Linked DNA regions of Mus musculus: region 2 is linked to region 1. A link is a contact called in ENCODE Hi-C or POLR2A ChIA-PET data. All regions are on one chromosome and are shown on one strand. Each heading gives the region's core, a stretch centred on a gene start or an enhancer-like site at or near the end of the contact. The rest is flanking DNA. Distances are from core to core; before and after follow the strand shown. Region 1 holds the start of Dazap1 (DAZ associated protein 1). Region 2 holds the start of 2310011J03Rik (RIKEN cDNA 2310011J03 gene).

What was found. A loop is a pair of places that touch in the nucleus more often than their neighbours do. ChIA-PET counts read pairs that join two places held with the same protein, here RNA polymerase II (POLR2A).
Region 2: a map of v-Abl transformed pro-B cells shows a loop between it and region 1 (1.9-fold over the local background). The contact joins the promoter of 2310011J03Rik here to the promoter of Dazap1 in region 1. A Hi-C loop is called at or near these places in 1 of 37 maps with a recorded cell type or tissue (v-Abl transformed pro-B cells). POLR2A ChIA-PET finds 5 or more read pairs at or near these places in 4 of 5 experiments (Patski and embryonic stem cell).

The regions. Positions count from the first base shown.
Region 1 is chr10:80,262,889-80,266,320 of GRCm38, reverse strand. It overlaps Dazap1 (DAZ associated protein 1), which reads right to left and starts at 1,307. Exons shown (of 12, transcript NM_133188.3): 1 at 1,143-1,307. The coding sequence starts at 1,171.
Region 2 is chr10:80,318,483-80,321,816 of GRCm38, reverse strand. It overlaps 2310011J03Rik (RIKEN cDNA 2310011J03 gene), which reads left to right and starts at 1,269. Exons shown (of 2, transcript NM_025521.3): 1 at 1,269-1,634; 2 at 2,270-3,334. The coding sequence starts at 1,505. The coding sequence ends at 2,469. It overlaps Pcsk4 (proprotein convertase subtilisin/kexin type 4), which reads left to right. Exons shown (of 15, transcript NM_008793.2): 15 at 1-534. The coding sequence ends at 11.

The DNA of each region.
Region 1 (3,432 bases), core at 58-2,557:
TTTTTCGAGACAGGGTTTCTCTGTGTAGCCCTGGCTGTCCTGGAACTCACTTTGTAGACCAGACTGGCCTCGAACTCAGAAATCCACCTGCCTCTGCTTCCCAAGTGCTGGGATTAAAGGCGTGCGCCATCACCGCCCAGCTCTGGGGTCCTCTTCTAACTCCTGTGAAGGACTCAGCACCTTGAGTTATCTTTTGGGGTCTCCCGACACCAACTTTTCAGTGTTCCCAAATTCCTTTAATTTTATCAGAGGGGGGCGTCTCCCCGACACCCAGGCTCTACTTAGGGTCCCTCTAACATCTGAACTATCCTTTAGTGTCCCTCAGTCTCCTGATTTGATGGTCACCTTAATTCCTGAAATCTGGAGAATCCCACAACCTCCAAAATTATCATTTGAAGACTCCTTGACCCCAAACTCCACTTAGGAAGCTCCAACATCCTGATCTGTTCTTTGTGATCTCCTCATCCCTGCGCTTTTACTAGATAACCCCAGCACCCTAATCTTTCGGGGTACCTCTCAGATCCCCGCGTTATCCCATGCGGTCTCTCTGAGTTGTAATCTATACTTTGGGGTTCCTCGGCACCCATAACCTAATTTATTTGACCTATGTATTCTTTAGGGTGTCTCAGCATCCTTAATCTATTTTACAGGGTTTCCATTACCTGTGATCTAGCTTTTAGAATTCAACTCCCCAGAGCAACTCTATGGGGTCTCTCTGCTCTATAATCTATTCTTTGGAGATCCCTCAGTTTCACCATTCTAATACTTAGGGTTCACAAGGACCCTGGTCCATTTTTGTAATCTCCCTGGTACTTAGAATCTATGAGAGATCTCTCAGCACCCCTAATTATCCTACATTACCTTCCTGACTTCAAGGATCCACTTAAGGGTCTTCAACACCCTGATTTATCATTTCAGGGTCTCTCAGTCCGGTGAGTTATCCTATGGGATGCCCCTGACCCGTGAACCTTCATTTAGGGTTTCTCTGGCTCGTGAGTTATCACCTTGGGTCCCTTCAGTTACCCATGGGCTGCCTTTGGGGCGACCCCCCAGCACCCCGGCTCTCCTCTAAAGTCCCGGCCCGGCCGGTCCGGCACCCCGGCCTCCCTCGCTCTGGGCCTGGCCCGGCTCCACAGCCTCACCCGATTTCGTCGGCGCCCGCGCTGTTCATGGCGCCCCGTCCCGGCCCGCTGCGCCCCGCTCCTCCGGAAGGTCACCGCTCGTCCCTCCCCGCAGCCGCGGCCCGGATCTGCGCAACGGCGGCGGCGCTGAGCCTCCTCCCTCCGCGCCAACGGTCGCTGCGCGTCCCCGCGCCTCCGCGCCTCCGCCCTGCGCACGCCCGGGCGCGCTCCCGCACGGGGCCTCCGGGGGCGGGGCCAGGGGCGCGCCGCGCGTGCGTGCCCGCTTGCGAGAGGGACGCAGAGCTCTGCGCCTGCGCAACACGGACAACCGAGACATGCGTTTCCGCCCTGTCGAATCTAATCCTTCTGGGAAATGCAGTCCTCTGCATTATCTGGCCTTCAGAAGGCGCGCGGAGGGAGACAGCCACGTGCGTGCGTACGCGTGCATGCGGCGCCGGGCGTTCATGGCGCGCGCAGGCGCAGACGCGGGTTCCCCTTTATCCACTCGCGAATCTTGGTCTTGCGTGGGGGCTTGCGAGGGGAAAAAGTCTAAGATGCCCCTCAGAGGCCGGTGCATAAAGCAGGCTGCACGTTCATGCTCTGAACTGTGTCACCTCCCGCTCTTCCTTTTTCGCAGATGATACACTGGGTCACAAAGGCTGACTCACCTGTCCAAGGTCATTCAGTTAAGGCTCGATTGGGTTCAAAGTAAAAATTAACCAAGTTCAATAGTTACTAAGAAAAAGTAAAAACAAAAAAACATTGTCCCTAGTACCACTAACATGGACAGCCACACTCTTACTACTATCTATTGTCTGCAGCTGACTTCTCACTTGGATAATCTGCCTTTCCTCTCATAACCAGTTCCCTGTCTCAAAAAGGTATATAAAGCTGGGCAGTGGTGGCGCACACCTTTAAACCCAGCATTTGGGAGGCAGAGGCAGGTGGATTTCTGAGTTCAAGGCCAGCCTGGTCTACAGAGTGAGTCCCAGGACAGGCAGGGCTACACAGAGAAACCCTGTCTCGAGAAAACAAAACAAACAATAATAATAATAATAATAATAATAATAATAACAACAACAACAACAACAACAACAACATAATAAGTAAGTGAATAAAACGATGTAATGGCTCAGTTTGTTGAGCATCTTTCTAGGCTAAAGAGCTGGGTTCCATCCCCAGACTACTTAAAACAGTCATGGCAGTGCAAACCTGTCATCCCAGCGCTCAGGTTGGAGAGGAAGACTGGGAATTCAAGGTCAGCCTCCCTTGGTCAGCTATATAGTGAACTAGAAGCCAGCTGAGGTACACAAGACTTTCTCAAACAAAAACCAAAACATACATACAAGCAAACAAACAAAGCCTGAAGCAGGGCAGTATTGGTGCACACTTTTAAACCCAGCACTTGGGAGGCAGAGACAGGCTGATCTCTGTGAATTAAGTACAGCTAATATACAGAGTGAGTTCCAGGACAGCCAGGACTACACAGAGAAACCCTGTCTAAAAGGAGAAGGAGAAGGAGAAGAAGAAAAAGAAGAGAAGGAGGAGGAGGAAAAGGAGGAGGAGAAGGAGGAGGAGAAGAAGGAGGAGGAGAAGAAGAAGAAGAAGAAGAAGAAGAAGAAGAAGAAGAAGAAGAAGAAGAAGAAGAAGAAGAAGAAGAAGACGACGACTTTGAATTTGAGAGTGACCTGGGTCCTAGTCTCTATGTCAGTAGAACATAATATAATAACAGCAAAGTATAACAAGCAACAATTCATTTCTGTGCTGGGTATAACAGCTCAGATTATAAAAAACAGTCCAAAGCTTTTGTTTGGAGACAGAGTCTTCCTATGTAGCCCCAATTGTCCTGGAACTCATAGAGATCTTGCTGTCGCTGACTCTGGAGTGCTGAGATGACAAAGCTACCCATTTTCTGCTTTAATTAGACCACATGAGATCATCAGAAGGCCACTCAGAGGAGTGGCGCAGTGGACCTAGAATTCAGTGGGGGAAGTGCTCTCCTGGCAGGCACAATGCCCAAGACCCTTCATGAGCTGCAGAAACCGGGCATAGCAGTACACATTGTTGATCCTGGCACTGGAGAGGTGGAGGAGGCAGGATCTGGAATTCGAGGTCATCCTTAGCTGTGTGAGAGTTTGAAGCTATCTTGGGCTACATGAGAACCTGTTTCTTCCAGAAGACCAAAGTTTGATTGTCAGGACCCAAGTGGGAAATCACAATGCCAGTGACTGCGCCTCAGGTGGTGCACAGGGATGAGACACCAAGTACATTAAAAAATAAAAAACAGCGGGGCGTGGTGGCGCAGGCCTTT
Region 2 (3,334 bases), core at 20-2,519, 56 kb before region 1:
CAGCAGCCTGAGCAGCGACTACACTGCCTGTCCCCTGTCCCTTGTGTTGGGAGAGCTCCAGAGCCCCTCCAAGGCTTGCCACCTCTGGTGGCCCCCCAGCTACCAGTCTTGGGCCATGGTGCTGGCTCTGCTGGCCAGGGCCTTTGGGAGGCCCCTCGGCTTGAGGAAGGCCCACCTGCCCCAGGCTAGATACCCCAGTGCCCAAAACCATGCATGCACAGATCCCTGGAGGCTGGAGAGCCAGAGATGCCTGGCTGTCAGGACAGAAGGCCGGTACCCCAAGGTCCTGCTCTCAGGCTGGAAGAGAAGCCTGCCCCAGAAGGCCAGGGCAGAGCAGCTGCATGGGTCAGGTGACAGCCCACCGCTCAGCCTCAGCTGCTCCCAGTGGAAGAGATGTGTCCTTACTCATTTTGGAGCAGGTACAGTGGGCAAGAGGTCAGACCACAGCCACCAATCATCTGCCCCTTCCCTGTCTCCAAGCCATCCATAGCCCCATGTCTAACCTCATAGTTGCCAAATAAAAGTTAAACAGAAGATGTCGAGTTTATGGTGTCCTTGAGGGTAGGGTGGGCCCCTGGAGGAATAAGGACCCACAGAGGAAGACTGCTCTGAGCCCAGATCTGCCAAGTGCTGAATTACCATACAGCCATGAACAGGAAGCTAGCTCGCTCCCCCATCCCCCACTGGTTTTTTTTTTTTTTTTTTTTTTTTTTTGGTTTTTCGAGACAGGATTTCTCTGTTTAGCCCTGGCTGTCCTGGAACTCACTTTGTAGACCAGGCTGGCCTCAAAAATCTACCTGCCTCTGCCTCCCGAGTGCTGGGATTAAAGGCGTGCGCCACCACTGCCCGGCTTTCCCACTGCTCTTTTGAGACAGGGTCTCACTGTGTAGTCCTGGCTGTTCTGGGATTCCCCATATTGACCAAGATGATCTTGAACTCACAGAGGTCTGCCTGCCTCTGCCTCACAGTACTGAGATTAAAGTACTGAGTTAAAGGTCTACCACAAGGAAGCAAAGCCTGTGGCTAGGTTCCATCCAGCATTTATTGAGCGCCCACTGTGTACCTGGCAATGGTTGTACACTGATTACTCTCGAAATCACGTTCACCCCTTTCCTCCCACCACACGCGGTGAAGGAGGGCAGAGTTCCTTCTGATCTTACTGGATAGCAACTAGGAGCATCTAGGCTTAGGGCTCTTTAAGACGGGGGAGGGGTTTCGCGAGGCGTGGCGCTGGAGTGGACCGGAAGTGCCGGAACGTAGTGGCGTTCAAGCAGGAAGCGGAAGCGGTGGCGGCCGCCTAGGTTCTTGGAACGAAGATAGGCAGCGGGGTGTTCCAAGAGCAAACTGGCGCGGAGATCGAGCCAAACTCCGAGGTTCCGGGAGGAGGGAAAGCGAGACGGGGTAGGGACCTCGGCGCAGGTCTGTAAGGGGTGCGTAGGAGTTCGCGAGGTGGGCGGGCCGAGCCGAAAGTGGACCCCCAGTTAGCGCGCGCTCCACCTACAAGATGAACTCCAAGGCGAAGAAACGCGTGGTACTGCCCACTCGCCCCGCGCCTCCCACGGTGGAGCAGATCCTGGAGGACGTGCGAGGGGCACCCGCTCAAGATCCTGTTTTCACTGCCCTGGCCCCGGAAGGTAGGAGAACGTGAGACTCCCGAGTGGGGAGCAAACCGACTGCAGGGACGAATCTTTTTTGTCCCTGCCCTTCTCTTCCCCTGCAAAGAAAGATCATCAGAAATAAAATTGAAAGTGCTCCGAACTCTTGGGAGGCAGAGGCAGGCGGATTTTTGAGTTCGAGGCCAGCCTGGTCTACAGACTGAGTTCCAGGACAGCCAGGGCTACACAGAGAAACCTTGTCTCGAAAAACAAAAACAAAAAAAAGTTGAAAGTGCTGCCAACCCGGGTCTAGGGCAAGAGGATTGCTGTGAGTTCAAGACCTTGTCTCAGAGGGGCGTGGCCAGCTGCTCCTACAAATTAATGGGGGGCCAGAGTACTTGCAGGGGCCATATCTGCGACTCCTGGCCTAGGATCCAGGAATCCAGGCAGTCCTGGGTAGAACGGCAGGCCAGGGTGGCTGGAGGTGTCCTGTCCTCTCCATGACACCAAAACCTGAAACTGAGTCTTGTTTTCTAGTGCCTAATAGGCCTATATAGCCCAGGCTGGCCTCGAACTCACCATGTAGCCAAGGATGACCTTGAACCACTGATCCTCTTGCCTCTGGGTTGGTGGATGTCAGGCCTGGGGATGGTGACACTGTTTCTTCTCTTCAGACCCCCCAGACCCATCCCCAAGGGCTGAGGACTCTGAGATCCAGCAGGAGCAGATCTACCAACAGAGCCGGGCCTACGTGGCTATGAATGAGAGGCTGCGGCAGGCGGGGGAAGCTCTGAGACAGAAGTTCGATGGCCTTCGGCAAGCTGGTCAGCGGCTGGAACAGGATATCAGCCAGGTGACTTCAGCCACCTCCTAGAGCCGAAGTTACACCTGATGTCCTTGGTCCAGGCCTGGGCACCTAGCAACCAGAGGCTCTGGGTCAACATTTGCTGTCCCAACCCTGGCCCGGGGAGACCCAGTGGCCCACCTTGCCAGCTAGCAGCTTTGTTCCCTCTTCCATCCTTAATGGCCTCTAATTCATGATGGGACTTAGGGACATGGCCACCTCCTCATTATGGGGACACTGGCCTAAATTGCATCAAGGACTTGATTGCAGGTCGGGGCTCAAAGCCAGTCTGCCCCATAGTGACCGGTGTGCTCTTCTGTCCCATGTCACCCTGGGCAGTGAAGGTCTTCATCCCCAGCATCCACAGCAGGCCAGCCACTGGCATCTTGGTTGAGAGAATGGGCTAGCTGCACGCTTCATAGAGCCTGGCTCAGGCCCTCTAGGGCTACACTGCCTTCTCAGTTCTCCCTGGGGCCGGGGAGACTCATCAAGGGAGTTTCCATTCTGGGGAGCCCAGGGGTCCAAGAGGAACTCAAAGGCCAGGTCCCTGTGTGTGGTGAATGTTGCCCCTTCTGGATCTGGGGTTTAGTTTGCCTTCTTGCAGAAGACCCACCACTCTTGGGGTGGCTGGACTTTAGTTCTGGAAGATTAAAGATGTTTGATGCCTGAACACAGTTCTCCCTTAAGCCAGGCTAGATCACTGGGTACCCAAGCCCCCTGCCACCCCTTGGCAGCTCAGGCGCTAGCTACCACACCTGCCTCCTTGGGTCCCAAGCTGGCTGGAACTGTTTTGTCAGAAGTGGCCTTAGCTTGTGGCTACATCATTCCTGACACTCCACATTCCTGGCGGTCACGGGGTCCAACTTGCCCTGACCAGTGCAGCTTGGACTCCTGG